2 separate regions of the Mus musculus genome follow, and region 1 is linked to region 2. The links are chromatin loops, found by intact Hi-C in ENCODE. Cell type or tissue: left cerebral cortex. All regions are shown on one strand.

Region 1 (8,000 bases), 77 kb after region 2:
TTTTCTTTTTTATTCTCACTATATTTCTCAAGAATGCAAATTTTAAAAATAAAAATACAAAATCCTAACTCCACTGATGATAAATTGAAGCTCAGTTAGTGTCTTAAGTTGCATAGCTAGTAAGTGGAGAGAGAGAGAGAGAGAGAGAGAGAGAGAGAGAGAGGGAGAGAGAGAGAGAGAGAGGGAGAGAGAGAGAGAGAGAGGCTTGATGCTTAAGGCCATTAGATTCTACACCCAATAAAACAAGCCAAAAACATTGATTTATGATGTAAAGTCCCCAGAAGTCTGATGCCAAACATGGTTCTCCTTCTGCAAGAAAATAATGAAGCACCCTGCCAATAGGGGCTACATCTTCTTATCCTCCACTAGACAGTTTAAGGAATCCCAGAGTCTGGCTGGCATCAGGGCTGTGGTCCTACACATAGACAGAGTTGACATGGTCTGGAGCTGACAGAATGATATCTTCCAGAACTTTGAGTATTAATCCAGTGTGGCTGCTGGGGACTTAGGGAGACTCTAGTATCCCTGGATGCAGGCAAGTATGGAAAAGGTTACTCCTAAAGGTGGGAAAGAAGACAGCCAACTGGAATACCACACTTTAGTTCTGGTGGGAGAGAATCGTAGATAAGGAAAGTGTGGATAAGCCCAAGAATTCAGCATAATGAGCAAGTGGGGATGGGTAGCTGTGTTTTAAGATGTGCTGAGTTGGAAATTCTCACAAAGAATGCAGAATAAATGTCTCAAATCTTCCAAAAACAAGATAGGACAAATGTTTGAGTCACCCATATGGATGGAAAAGGAAGTTGTGAGTGTCTATAATGTCCCTAGGGTCACAGTGGAATGTGAAGGGACCATAGCAAAACGCCAGGTGATACCAGAGATGAGGAAAAGCTGGGGACAGGGATTAAAAGAGAGATGGAGAGCTTGGTGCCCTAGATGAGACTTGGTTGATTGGTTTGGCTAGATAGATCTTTGAGGAGGAAACACAGAGTGCTGAAAGAAAGCTCCGTTGAGGTGTGCTGGGAACTGGAGAGCTTGTGGAAATCAGGATCAGCCCAGCATGGCTGAAACAGAAGGGAACAAAGATGACTTGGGACTTGGTGCCAGAGCAAAACCTGGGCTTGGGCTTATAGGAGATGTGAAGCCACTGGAGATTCAAGAAGCAGCGATGGCGCATGAAAATGGTGCCCAGAGGAGATGAACCTCTTGGGGTGTACTGGACAGGAAGGGAGACGAGGAACAAAGGAGATGAAGGCAGCACAGACCCAAGGTCCAGCTACTTCATGAGGCTATTTCAGTTTCTTACTATGGCTAAGAGTAGTCCTCACATAGCCTACGTTCAGTAGTGCTGGCCTTGGGGTGGGAAAACACAGCCCCCCACCCATCCCACTACCCACTGCCTTCCATTTCTCCTGATCAACCCCACAGGCTCTGGGGGCTCAACCAGAGGTGGGCTGGCAAAAGAGGCCTGTGAGTCCTAGCCCTCCTGTAGCTAAAGCTCCATGTTCCCACATGCTGAGTCACTGAGTACCCATGCCAAGCTGGGTACATCTTCTAGCTCTTTACCTGCCACTCCAAGGAATACCAAATCTGTGAGGAGGAACCAGAATAGCCATTTGCTGTGTAAAGTGGAAAATTACAATTCCCTCACCAAAACTCCTACCCCAAGGATGTCCACATAGACTCTGTTGACAAAGAAGAGTCCTTCCTTCCACCACCTCATTGACTGTGGAGTGAGAGCATGGGCTGACTGTCTGCTCTTGTCCCTAGGTTTGCTGATAATGGCATTGGTCTGACCCTGGCCAGGTAAGAGTGACTGCCATTGTGACTGGTCTTTCGTGGGAGTTTATGTTTGGACATCTCATTCCCGACATCTCTTCTCTGCAGTGGTGGAACCTTCCCATATGATGATGGCTCCAAGCAGGAGATAAAGAACAGCTTGTTTGTTGGCGAGAGTGGCAATGTGGGCACAGAAATGATGGACAACAGGATCTGGGGTCCAGGTGGCTTGGACCACAGTGGAAGGACCCTCCCTATTGGCCAGTAGGTTTGCAATGATGGGAACTGCCCTTTGTGTGAGTGAGTGAGTATGTGTGTGGCTTGAGTGATATCTGTGAAAAGAAAGAAGTTAATGCGTGACTTCTATTTGTTGACTTTGAATTTTTCTGCTCTCTATCAACCTGCAGTAATAGTTGAGACACAATGAGGATGAAATCTGGAATGAGGAAAGATGTCAAAACACACTTGTAGACTAGATTCCAAAGAGCACACAACCATTAGATGTTCAGGGAAACATGGTGTCCAGAAAATGGATTCTGAGTCCACTTAGCAACTCACATGAAGTCTTTCAATTCTGATTATAGCAAAGAGGCAATCAGGATGAGCAGAAGTAATCAAACCTGCAGCCTTGTCTCACACAGATTGGACTCTTAAACCAGAGACAGATCATCTCAAGGTGGCCATGCATGCAAGAGGCTAGGCTTGTTCCACTGAGGCCCTAGAATTGGTTTAGTCTTCTTTTCATGAAAAGAACAGTTTTTGCTGCTATAATCAGGACAGAAACATACACACTGAAACTTTCCACCTGAGTGCACCTGGAGGCATACAGAGGCTTTCACCTGGTCTTCTTGACTTATCAAGAAGCCCTTTCTTCCATTTTAAGAGATATGGAAGACCCTTTTATTTATAAGTGATTCTGAGTCTTCATTTCTAGAATTTCTTTCTAGAAGGTTACTACCCTCCAGGGACAGGATATTCTGGTGACTTCCTGATAGGCTCAGACAGGTTTCTCGCAATGCTTCTGAGAGAAGAGACCTAGGAAGGACCTTGCAGTTTTTATTGAGGAAGGTTAGGATCTTAAACATATGGTTTATGTAGAACTAGCAAAAATGTGCTACCTGAACACTTTAACTGGAAAAATGCATGGATGGGCCCTATGAGAACCAAGATCCAAGGTGATGGTACCACTGCTTACTAATATAAAAATATTGAAACACAGGGAATTTGGGGGTGAGTAGAGACTTCTTGGGAGCCATATGCATTATCTGGGAGCCTGAATAGAAGAGTAGGGACAGCTGGGGACAGTCTCTCTTTGGGATCAGAGCCTTCATGTACTTTCTTTTTCATCTTCATTCCCTTGCTTCCCTAAGCTCCACAAGGAAGAGAAGGGAAGGGACCAAGCCAGAAGCAGAGACGTGGGTATAAAAGGACATGTTAGGCATAGAAAATGACCAGCTTAGATTTGTAACCAGCCCTGGGAAAGGCTACCAAGCAATCTGACCAGTCCCCCATGGGCCTTCCTTTCACATACCCTGCTCAAGAGTGTCAAGTAAGTGGAGGAGGTACCACTGAGCCCCTCCTCCCTGCTCTGTCACTGATTCCTCCCTGGTCCCTCCATGTCTCCCAGCTTCCACCTCTTCCCAATTCCTTCCTGTTACTTGCCAGTATCAGACCTTCTCAGGGGCCCTGTGTCAATCTGTGGTCTTGCTTTTCTAGCAAAAGCTGTCTTTGCCTCTGGCAATGTTTTAAAAGTTGTACTGTAATTCTTTTCAATCATTGCTTATTCTTTGTATTTCTGTTCCTATTTCCTAAACCCAGCACATTGCCTGTGGATAGGTTTACAGAGGAAACGCATCTGGATCTTAATCTGATTAAACTGTTATAGCAACTAAAACTAGGACGATAGTGACTAACAGTGCTCCCCTCCCTCAAGGGACGAAATACTGGCAGCCTCTAGAAGTATTTACAGTATTTTCCTAGTGACTGGACACATTGATGGGAAGAGTAGAGAAACTGCCTAAACAGATCCCTAAGCCAACAACTTGATAGACATCTATTTATCTACCAACTTACTAGTCATTCAGCCAACTAGCTGTCTATCATCCATTCATCTACTCATCCAGCCACCCTCCATCTATTCATCTACCATCCATCTACCTACAAACTCCCCATCTATTCATCCATTCATCCATCTGCCTATCAGCCAGCATCCGTCTACCCATCCATCCACCCCAATCCATGCACTCATGTATCCACCATCTATTCCTCTACCAAACATTATCCAGTCAATGTATCCCTACCATCCATCATCCATCTATACAGACATTTATCCATCATTGATACTGTGCCCATAAATGCCTTCCCAGTGAATTAATTAACTTAATGATTTTCAGTGGAAGGAGTTGCTGGAGGTGGGGGATCAGGAATAACTTCACCCAGAAAAATTTCTTGTCATTCACCTCCAAAGAAGCAAACAACATGGCACTCAGCTGACACCTGTCTTCCTTAACTCCACAGGAATTTTCCCATTAGAGGAATTCAGTTCTACGATGGCCCCATCAACATCCAGAACTGCACCTTCCGCAAGTTCGCGGCCCTCGAGGGCAGGCACACCAGTGCCTTGGCCTTCCGCCTAAACAATGCCTGGCAAAGCTGCCCTCACAACAATGTGACCAACATAGCCTTTGAGGATGTCCCGGTGAGTGTGGTGTCAGGACAGGCTCCTGGCACAGCCAGGCTTCAAGTGATGACTCACTTGTCCCCCACGGCTTGGAGATTGAGCTGTTGCCATCACCACAAGGGTGGAATAGCTTCCTCCAAGTAGGCTGGGCCACGTCCCAGTTTGCTCTCTGCCCAGACTGGAAGAGTACAAGTTCAGATCACAGCAAGAGGTCAAGTCTGGGTGAGTGCCCGCTGGCCTTCCATCTGTACCTCAGGAAGAACTCCTGGGTTCTGAATGATGAGCTGGATGATGGAACCAGGCTACCTGAGTTGGCACAGATCATCTCAAAATTCTAGCAGTACCCAAGGGAAGTCTTCTGAAGACATTGTTTGACTTCATCCTGAAAGTTGATGTAAACAGGACTTTCCTGGCTGCACATGGGGACAGCGTGGGGAGCTGAGGGTCAGGAGAGCAGTCCAAGGATGCCTGTGAGAACTGCTACTTCTCATTATCTACAGCAGACAACATATATAGCCTGTGGAGAGAAACACTGTGGTCTTCCAAACCTTTCCCTCCTCCCACTCCTCTCCTCCTTGCCCTCTTCCTCCTCAGTTCTTCCTCCTCCTTCCTGCTACTGCCTTTGCCTGTCTGCTCACTCACAGATTAAGGCCACTGTGACAATACAAAACTTAAGTTATGGAATTTCTTCTCTCAGACCCGAGAGCCTGTAGGAGGTCAGTGACAGAGATATCCAATGGCTTTCACCGTGAACCTGTCCTCCTTAAACCCACCACACATAAAAGCTCATCCACACATTCACACACAGGTACCCCCTATACACTTTCTCATACAAACACCCACACAACCTCCCCCTTCACCAGCCCATTCTACAGAACACTCAAATTCTTCCAATCCTAAGCCCCTCCTCTAGCAGATCAGCCTCTAAGGCCACCTACGACAGACAAACCAGTGAGCAGAGCCAGAATTGTGTGCTAGTTTTGGGGGTTAAGGCATGGTGACACTCTGACTGTTTTTTGGGCTCCATGAGATGGTCAGCCATGCGGTTTCCTCTAGTGCCCAAGGGCAGCCTCTGTCTGGCTGCTTCGTAATGTCAGCGGAAATTGGAAACTTTGCCCTGGCCTGATGACGGCTGCAGTTTCCGTTCACCTCCTGCCTCAGGCTTATTTTCCTGGGCTCTGTTCAGATTACTTCCAGAGTGTTCTTCGGAGAGCCCGGGCCCTGGTTCAACCAGCTGGACATGGACGGGGACAAGACATCTGTGTTCCATGATCTGGACGGCTCTGTGTCGGAGTACCCTGGCTCCTATCTCACTAAGGACGACAACTGGCTGGTCCGACACCCAGACTGCATCAATGTCCCAGACTGGAGAGGGGCCATCTGCAGTGGGCGCTATGCACAGGTGGGGATGCCACTCTAAACCACTCACTATCTCACTCTCTCACTCACGTGACAAGGACTCAGAGAGCCTTCCGTGTGTCCAGTTAGTTCTATGTTGGGCCAAGAATGATGCAAGCTGTTCCTTCCCTCCTTTTTCTGCCCTTCACTCCCAATCCACAGGATTTTCAGTCAACACACTGTACTGGGTCTATCATGTCCAGTCCTAGCACTTACTAGCTGCTGGTCTGCAGCGTCACCCCTGGAGTCTCAGCATCCTCATGTGTAAACTTAAGCTAAAAGCCAAAGTTCTGTGATGATATTTTAGGAACGATTTTAGATAATACAAATAAAATCCTTCCTCCTGTCCTTTTTTAGGAAAAGAAATATAATGCTAGCCATAGCTTTCCTAGTAGTCATGTTAAAAGGTTAAAAGAGAGAGAGAAATTAATTCAATAGTATTTTACACATATTCAAAATATTATCCTTTCAACATGTAGTTAATATAAAAGTTATCAATCAATTTCTTTCTGTTCAGACTTCAAGCTTTCATATATATTTTATATTTCTAGTCCACTTCTTTCTTAATATTTATTTTATGTGTATGAGTGTTTTGCCTGCATATGTGTATATGCACTTCTTGCATGTAGGTGCCCACAGAGATTGGAAGAAGGTGTCAGTTCCCCTGGAACTGGAGTTATGGATGGTTGTAAACCACTATGTAGGTGCTGGGAACTGAACCCAGGTCCTCTGTAGGAGGAGCAAGTGCTCTTAACTACTGAGCCATCGCTGTATCCCACTAGCCCATTCCTTTGGAAATGTTAGTTCTCCTCAAAGTAACACAGGGGCCTACTAAAATAATCAAGTTCTGTTTTAATAAGAAGACTTTTTTTTCACTGCTTTTGTTTTGAAATTTATTGCACTTTGTGATTTAAATTCATTAAAACGGCATTTTTAAACTGGTTCCTAGGCCATATTGTCTTCATGTCCAGGAGTCATTGTGTACTTGTGACCCATGGCTAACACACAAAACAGTGCTATACAATGTCTGGAATGTAACAACCTGAAATAATGCCATGACCCTGTGACCATTACTGCCTTTACTTAGATGAATGAGTGGTGAAGGCGTGAATGAATTAATGAATTGAAAGAGGCCAGAGAAAACTGTCTGATTAAGAAAAAAGCACAATGCCAGGTGTGCCAGAAAAGGACGTATGTGAGTGAAGGTGTCTTCAAGACCATGGTGGGCATCCTCATCACCATAGCAGACGTCAGAAAGTGGAACTTTAAGAGAATAGCTAAATGGAGATTTGGTGAAGGAATAGAGGTAGAGAGAAAGTCAGTGCCATGCTGAGAGGACAGGGCTCCAGAAGCCAGGTGGGAACAGAGTGCAGGTTGGGAGAAGGGCTGGCTTTAACAAAAGGAGAGCAAGGACAGGAAGTTGAGGCAGTTTCTTTCTGAACTGGAGAGTGAGGTCATGGGCTGAGAATCCAGGAGTGGGCCTGCAGAGAGCGATGATGGCTGGAGGAGCCGCTGCAGAACATGGGAACTGTTGACAAGAGGCATGCAGACGGCCTGCCGAGCAGTGTTGAAAAGGAGACTGAAACAATGCCTCTCTCCTAGGCTAGGGGATTTTCTCAGCCCCAACTGAGAGCTCTAGAAGCAATGGCAAAGGACGATGATCCAGAGCCAGGCTTCTGCCACATGTGTGGACAGGGCAAGGGCGAAGATACCAGTGGGAATGATGGACTACAGAAGAGGAGGGGAGGAGAGCTTGTGGGTGGGAATCATGCCTGCATCACTGAAGGGTGACCAAAACCATCAGGGAGCAGCCACACTTCTAGCATTATCCACCTGGTCCATGGGCTGAGGCAGAGAGTGAATAGGACAACACTCACAAACACACTCTCAGAGCAAAGGCCTAGTTGTATCTGCAGTAGAGTTTGAATACACCCCTCCCAAGTGCTACAGGCCCTGACATCTCAACTGCTAGGAAAGTGGAGGCAGGAGAATTGCAGATTCATGGCTTGCTAGAGCTACAGAGTGGGTTTTAAGACCAGCTTGGGCAGGCAACTTAATGAGACCCTCGTTGACACAAAGAATAAAAGAAGGCCTAGGGTACAGCTTAGTGCTAGAGTGCTTGCCTAGTGTGTACAGTGTTTAA
Region 2 (8,000 bases):
AGGTTTCTGGGAGCTAAAACTATGGTGGAGGGATGGGAACTCCAGGCCAATAGGAGCAGAGATGACTGTCTACTGTGTCCTGCTCCATGAGAGGAAGATTGGGCTCTCCAAGCTGCCTGGCCCAATCCTGCAAGTCACCCTGGCCTGTGGGCACTCTCCCACCTCTCTGAGCCCTGCTGGCTTGACAGCTCTGCCCTTCTTCTTGGCTCTGCCTCTAGAGCTATGGCAAGGCTGCTGTTATGAAATATGTGCTTGGATTTTCTGGAAACTTCTTGAAGTCGGAAAGAAAAGTCTGCCTGCTGGTTCTGAGATGGCTTCCTTGCCATCGCTGACTCCCAGAGGAAGTAAACAGGTTTGAGCTCCAGGGAGCTGCCTGGGATACACTGCTCAGATTGTAGGGTGCCACCAGCCCGAAGTGTGGGCAGCCAGCCTGAGCCTGCAGTGCCCAAGTGTTTGCCCAGGTGCCCTGGGCAGACCAGCTTGGGGCATGTGGGAGGTGGGGTAAGGGGCACTGTGGCCAGAGGAAGAGCCCTAGGGTGTCCAGGCCAGGAAGCCAGATGTGTTTGATGTTGCATTAAAAGTCCCAGAAGCCTTCCTGGAGGGCCTGAGCCCCGTGGTCAAGAAATAGGCAGCTTGGAGGCTGCCTGGCTCCCCACTGTGGGGCCACCATGCCTCAGCTTCATTAGCTGACAAAGCCACTCTGTGTCCTCACCAGCTACAAGCACAGGAAGGTACAGCCTCTCTCCCAGCACCTGGGACCTTGGCCAGGGATGACCTGAGGGTACCCCTCCTCTGCATTTCCCAGAAGAGCAGCTCTGCCCAGCTGAGGTAGCAGCTGCAGTCCCTTCCATCTGACAGTTGCTGGAGCTGCAGATTTTCCAGCAAATCTGGAACTCCAGAAATGTGTGTGAAATTTCTCAGTTGTGACAAATTCTTACAAACAGCACTGTAGGCTGAGCCAACCACATCTGCAGGCCAGACTCTCCCTGGGTAGTGAGTTAGTGACTACTGTGTTCAGCTTGTAGACACTCAGATCCCTCATCTAACCACAGTCTCCATGTCAATAACAGAAAATGGAGGGAAGGGGACGAATGATTGAGGGAGACTCCAAAGCCCAGAGACAGCACAGCGAGTGCTCTTCCACTCTCTACAAAGGGAGAAGAGTGTTTCATGTGACTTGGTTCTTGCTGTTACCTTGACACAAGGACAGAGGGAGGCATTGGGGAGGCATCTCTCTCTCTCTCTCTCCCTTCCTTCCTCTCACCCTGTCTTCTCCCTCCCTCCATCTATCCATCATCCCTCCATCCATCCCTTCCTCCTCTCTTGCATTTCTAGTCTTAGTCTATATCACTCCATTGGGTTGGTTCACAAGATATGTGTAGAGCAGTTCTTTCTATCTCTGTTATCTCCTTCTCTGCTCATAGTTTCCCCTCTCCCAGATCCTTGGTAGACACCAGTGCCCAACCTCTAAAAGGCGTTGGCCAAGAGAGGCTGACCAGTCAGTGCAATTGCCCATATCAGTAGGAAATCAATGGCAGCAGCTCATGGGGAAGGGGAAAAGGGAAAGGCATAAGCTCAGATAGAGTCAGATGTAGCCAACAACTCTTCCTAACTGTCCATATGACCTTGAGAGAATTACCAAATTTTCTAATCCCTCATCTGTAAAACAGGGCATCAGTTCCTTCTTGGTCATAATCATATATGGAGATGAATGGAAAGTACCTAGCATGGTCCCTGGAACAGATTATAAGCTACACTGGTTGTCTTAGTTAAGGTTACTATTGCTGTGGTGACACACTATGACCAAAGCAACTTGAGAAGGAAAGAGTTTGAGTTACACTTCCAGATTATAGTCCTTTGTTAAAGGAAGTCAGGACGGGAATTCAAACAGGGCAGGAACCTGGAGGAAGGAGCTGATGCAGAGGCCATAAAGAAGTGCTGATTATTGACTTGCTCCTCATGGCTTGCTCAACCTGCTTTCCTGTAGAATCCAGTACCACCAGCCCAGGGTTGACCTCATCCACAATGGGCTGGGCCCTTCCCCATCAATCACTAATTAAGAAAATGCTCTACAGGCTTGCCTACATCCTGATCTTATGGAGACATTTTCTTAATTGATCCCCTCGTCTCAGATGACTTTAGCTTCTGTTAAGTTGATATAAAGCTACCCATCACACTGGTGTTGCAAGTTTCTTGAACTCCTCTTAAGCCAAAACTCTTCCCAAAGACACAATACCAGGTCTTCAACAACCTACACAACCTGCATGGAAACTCATTTGGGTGTCATCTATGCCAACTTCTTCTTTTACTTAGGTGTGTGTGTGTGTGTGTGTGTGTGTGTGTGTGTGTGTGTGTGTGTGTGTGAGAGAGAGAGAGAGAGAGAGAGAGAGAGAGAGAGAGAGAGAGAGAGAGAAGAGAGAGAGAGGTATCTGTCTGTCTGTGCATCTGTTTGTCTGTGTATGTGGGTCTATGTCTATGTCTTTGTGTCTGTGTATGTCTATGTTTATGAATGCATATGTGTACTGAGGCCAAAGGACAATATCAGCTGTCATTCCTCAGGTGCCATCCACCTTGTGTTTTGAGACTATTTCTCTAAGTGTCTTTGAACTCACTAAGTAGGTTAGACTGGCTGGCTAATGAGCCCCTGTGATCCACCTGCCTGTCTCCTGTGTGCTGAGATTTCAACTGTATTGCCACACCTGGATTTTTAAACTATGGAGTCTTAGGGATTAAACTCAGATCCGTGCTTGTAAGGTAGATATGCTGTTCTATCGATCCTTTCTTAGCCTCTGAAACAGTCCTGGTCATGTAAAGGCTATCAGCTAGGCCATCCGCAGCTCCTTATCTTGGCTGCCTTTCATTCTTTTCTCCCACTGTTGAACTTCTCATTTCCCCAAACCCTTTTTGTGCTACCATGTTCACTGATCATTAGTCAATAACTCTCCAGAGAAGTCTTGTCCTGCTGGGCAGCGAGGGGCAGACCAGCAGACAAAGGTTGAGGAATTTGAGGACAAAGGGAAGCTATGGCTCTGGTTGGGTGTGGAGAGGGTTACAATCCTGGAGATACTGAAAGGAGACTTTAGAGAAGATAAGATCAAAAAAACCAGGAAGTAAGGAGATGAATTCCTGAGACCTGTGGAGGACAACACAGAAGATGAGTATCAGGGATGAGTGTGTGGGGAGAGATCCAGGAAGCAACCTACTCTGTTCAGGTTAGTGTTCAGGCCATCAACTGAAATTGAAAACAGAGGAGAGAGTTTGGCTCGTGGGGTGATGCTCTGGACTGGGCAAGAGGTTTGAGACACACAGAAGGACGTGGCTGGTAACCAGGACAAGTCTAGTGAACCAGTAGAAGAACACTAGGCATCTCCATGGCCTGTCAGGAAAACTACCATGCATATCCCACTGTTCTAGGTTCTGAGGGTCAGAATGAAGAGAAGGAGGAAACTAACAGTTCCCGGGGCTTGGAACTAGTAAGTAGAGTTAGGCTAAATCTTTGACTGTCTTAGCCTTGTCTGTTTCCAGCCCACACATGCTGTGCTCCTGTGAGGCTGGGTGTGCTTACATTCACTCAGCAGTCAAAGACACCAGGCCTGAGGAAGCTCCTCTCACCTGTACCTCCCGGCTCTGTGTGTGGCATGGAGGGCACAAAGTGTGAGTAGGAGCAGCTGTGAATTTTACAATCTGAAAGATTTTCTCCTTACCCCCACCCCCTTACCCTCTCACTCAGTTCCTGGCAGTCCAGCCTAGGCTCAGGAGAAAGGCCCCTTATACATGCTGACAAGAGTCAGGCACAAATGATTTAGAGACTGCAGCCACTTGGCAGAGAGGGAGAGGGAGAGAGGGAGAGAGGGAGAGAGGGAGAGAGGGAGAGACGGAGAGACGGAGAGAGGGAGACAGGGAGACGGAGACAGGGAGACAGGGGGACAGGGAGACAGGGAGACGGGGAGACGGGGAGACAGGGAGACGGGGAGACAGGGAGAGGGAGAGAGGGAGAGGGAGAGAGGGAGAGGGAGAGAGGGGGAAGGAGAGGGAGAGGGAGAGGGAGAGGGAGAGGGAGAGAGGGAGAGGGAGAGGGAGAGGGAGAGAGGGAGAGGGAGAGAGGGAGACTTATAACCTTACAGATGGCAAATCTAAGGCAAGGAGGAGGAACAGGAATTACCCAAGGGCTCCTGTGAATTTGAAACATGGCCAGGTGAAGATGGAAGACAATACTGGGAAGCTGGCCAGACATCTATCTCCAGAAGGCATGCCACCAAGGCCTTTGCCCTATAGCCATGCTAATGGGCCCTCACTTCACCCACTGTAGCCTAGAGAGCAGCTGGTCAGTAGGCGTGGACTTCCTCCTCCTGTGACCACTCTCCCTTTTGCAAGACAAATTGAAACTGTCCTGGGCTTCTATGCCTGAGGTTTCCACCCACCAGCCTGTATTGCCTGGCAACATATGCCCTAGGATCCTTAGTGCATCTGGAGAAATGAAGCCCAGGCCAGAAAAAAAAAAGCCATTAAAATAAGCAGAATGCCAGGGTGGAGGGGGTGGGAACAGCTGCAGTCTTCTTCCTAAGCTTAGGCAGGTTACAACTCTGCCTGTTCCTTCCTCTCTGGGCTTTTTGGATGACCACAGCCTCCATGGTATAAGAATGCTACTGAAAGCCACCCCCAGGGTGACTCACAGGCTGTGGCAGCCTAGAGAGGAATTTCTACTCCGTTCACTTGGAGCTTTTTAAAGCCAGTTGAACCCAGCCAGCTGCTGTACAGGACACCCTTTATTTCCTGTGTCCCTACCCTACCTCAATGCCTGCCGATACAGAGTAGCAGGGGTTTGGGTGGAATGAGCAGGTGACTCCCAGACATCGGAGATATTCAGAGATGCTGGAGGCTTCCTACTCATTCTAGAATCCAGCAAGGCATGGAACCCAGACAAGTGCAGCCTCTGTTGGGTGAGCAGGACACTAGAACACAGTGAGACGCATGTCCAGTTCTCAGCATTAGAAATATCCTCTAAGTTGCCTACCTAGTCTAGAAGCATTTATTGGGAAGTGACTTTAAACTGATATATGGGTGGCATGAGATTACAGTACAGAGACCTGTTATTAGTCCCTGAGTACACAGGGTGCTGACATTCATCTCCCTGCAGGTTCTGGTTCCCTGGTCTCTTTCTCCTCACTCTCCCTCCATGGTCTTTGTCTAGGGAGGACAGGTGTCCTCCCAAAACATTTTTCCTGGACTGATTTTTAGCTTGGTTGAGTCTAGGACACCATATATTCCAGGCTTTAACATTCTGTGTTGACTTTGGCAGCGACTGTGGGGCAGACAGGCCAGAACGGAGGTGGAAAGTCTTGTAAGTGAGCTAGACAGAATCACCAGGCGGGGCCACATTGAGCCAGAGGAAATAGAAGAACACTGAGCCTAGAAGTCTTGTGCAAAGATGCACCTGATAATTTGTGACGAAAGCAGACATTCCAGGACCTGCTCTGCTATCCAGAGCTGGGAGAGTTCCCTGCTACACCCCTTCTATCCAACCTATCTGCACCTCAGTCTGACCCTGTCCTGGTTGTGCATACCCTCTACTACACCCACCTGATTCAGGGGGCAGGGATTCTATACCCACCCACATGGATCCAAGTCCCCACAACAACCATTAATTTACTTTAGGCCAGACCAGGTGGCAGAAGGAAGGAAAAACCAGGAAAAGACCATCAGAACATATTTTCTTTCTTTCTTTCTCTCTCTCTCTCTCTCTCTCTCTCTCTCTCTCTCTCTCTCTCTCTCTCTCTCTCTGTCTTCCTTCCTTCCTTCCTTCCTTCCTTCCTTCCTTCCTTCCTTCCTTCCTTTCTTCCTTTCTTCTTTGTTTTCCTAATCCTTCTGTAGCACCAGGCCCATAGGTATTCTGCTGTGGAGTTAGATGCATTCCCCACCCCAGCCCACACACACCTGCATAAACTCACACACAGGGTTCAGAGTGTGACATACATCTTCAAGGCCACGTCAGCCACTCACTTTGCCCTCTCTTCTCCAGACCAAGTGCATAGGTCCTGCAGGTAGCCCTATTGCCAGGCCTCTGAATTCAGTCCTTTTTGTCACACTCACCATGGCATTCTGTGGCAGTAATTTACTATGTCACTTGTTATTCATTTGCTTTGGTGATTGATTGATGTTATCTACCCCCCAGGAAAGTGCAAGCTCTAAGAAAACAGAAAACAGGGCCGGCCGCTCTGTTAGATACTGATTCTCTAGGGCCAAATCTAGTGCTGATAAGTAGTAGGTATTCTATCAATGATTCCCAAGTGAGGAGTTGGGGGACTTTGGAATGAGACGAAGCAAAAATTAACCTTGATTCAGCCATTTACTTCCTGACTGTTGGACAGTCAGCATTCTGAGCATCATTCTTTTCCATGCATTGAGAAGCAAAGTTACACACCAGGCCATGCCTCTGAGAGGGTGTGGCAATGCCTGTAGACCACATGGACATGATGGCAGTAACTAGAGTGGTCTCCAACAGTTCTCATGGGCTGCACGACACCAGTCCAGTCCTTATGATACTCTTTCTCATCCTTGAGTGACAGACAAGACCACAGCTTAACAGAGGCCCAGGGACTTGTCCAATGGAGACTGAGAAAATGACTAGATTTTTTTTCTTCCTGATAGCTTTACTGAAATGTAATTTGCATCTATAATGCCTTCATGTGAAGTGTGTGATTAAGTAGTTTTTGTAAAGGGTCTATTAACTGGCAGCCCTGTAATCTTCTTTTAGGACATTTTGTGTCCCCCAACTTAGCAGTCATTGGCTATTGTTGCTTTCCATTCACCTCTCCCCAGTGCTTGACAACCACTTAGCTGACTTCTGTGTCTGTCACTTTGTCAGTTGTGGACATTTCTGATAAATGCATCAGAATCAGAGAACATGTGATCTTCTGGTCTCTCACTGAGCATGTCTTCAGGGCTCATCCTTGTTCAAAATGTATCACTCCATTGTCCCTTTATCTGGCTGACTAATAGTCTAGTCTGTGGAAAGACCATATTTATTTATCCATTCATCAGTTGATAGACATTTGTGCTGCTTCTGTTCTTGGCTGTTGTGAATGATGAATGCTGTGTGTAAAATTTTACCCATGTAAAATTTTTTTCTCATGGGCAAAGATTTTGATTTCTCTTGCGTTTACATGTGGGAGTAGACAGACATTCAGGGGCTTGTGGTATAACCCACCGAGGAAAAACCTGTGTTCTGAGGTAGTTGCACTATTTTCCATTTCTGCCAGCAGCAGATGAAAGAAGCCTGAATTTGAACCCAGCTTGAAATTTCATGCTGGGTGGATGGCCTCTGAGTTGTTCATTTTGCTACACAAGCTGTAGTTGCAGGTCAGGTACCTGGAGCAGCTTATTCATAGGCTTGAGACCTGGACCAAGCCTGTTATTGGAGCCCTTTCTCTCGATCTGGACCCTTACAAGGCCTGGCTTTTCTCTGGGGAGGTAAAGATGAACATAACTCCCTTGTTAAGGACGTATCTTTTAGGGGCGTTTTCTTCCAGTGAGGATCAGCCTAGGGAGGGTGAACCCAGAAACCCTAATAGCCTGGAGTATGTCAGGGCAGAGCCACTCAGCAGCTGTGGCTGGCAAGAAGGTGGCCCTAACTGAGCAGGTGGTGTGGTTGGCTGGAAGCCAGGTATGGCAGGTGGACTGCCTGCCACATGAAGTGCCAGACAGCAACTTCAAACACTCTGATAACATCGCTGGCCTGAAGGTGTGGGCTTGCCCTTAGATAGGAAGGGACTCCTGTGAAGAAGGAGGGGTGCGGGAGTTTGCACCCCAGAAGCAGTTGACCTTGATGCTGTTAAAGCAGAAACAAGACCAGGGTACAGCCTCTAAGACAAGGCCAAGGTTAATTATGTCTGTACTCTCAGGCTTCAGTCTTGGAAGTTGGCTGTTCCCCTGATCAGTGACACATACAGATGACTTTGGGGACTTCTTTTTTGTTTGTTTCTGTGTCTGTTTGAGACATG

Evidence for each region. Hi-C counts contacts between places; a loop is a spot of excess contacts. Peaks named below come from ENCODE experiments on the same cell type or tissue, not always from the same donor. Only the 100,000 strongest peaks of a DNase experiment are listed, where the experiment ranks them.
Region 1: it touches region 2 in a loop (2.3-fold over the local background); 2 of 42 quality-filtered maps call a loop at or near these places.

Annotation. Positions count from the first base shown.
Region 1 is chr7:83,949,264-83,957,263 of GRCm38, reverse strand. It overlaps Cemip (cell migration inducing protein, hyaluronan binding), which reads left to right. Exons shown (of 29, transcript NM_030728.4): 19 at 1,771-1,806; 20 at 1,888-2,043; 21 at 4,297-4,477; 22 at 5,646-5,861. Among named protein-coding and RNA genes, the nearest start is that of Gm30440, 17 kb to the left of the region's middle. In left cerebral cortex, no CTCF peak of the experiment used is centred here; no DNase peak of the experiment used is centred here.
Region 2 is chr7:84,025,936-84,033,935 of GRCm38, reverse strand. The region is part of intron 1 of Cemip (cell migration inducing protein, hyaluronan binding); the gene reads left to right. Among named protein-coding and RNA genes, the nearest start is that of Cemip, 57 kb to the left of the region's middle. In left cerebral cortex, no CTCF peak of the experiment used is centred here; DNase peaks (open chromatin) are centred at 4,363, 4,670, 5,311, 7,653 and 2 more places.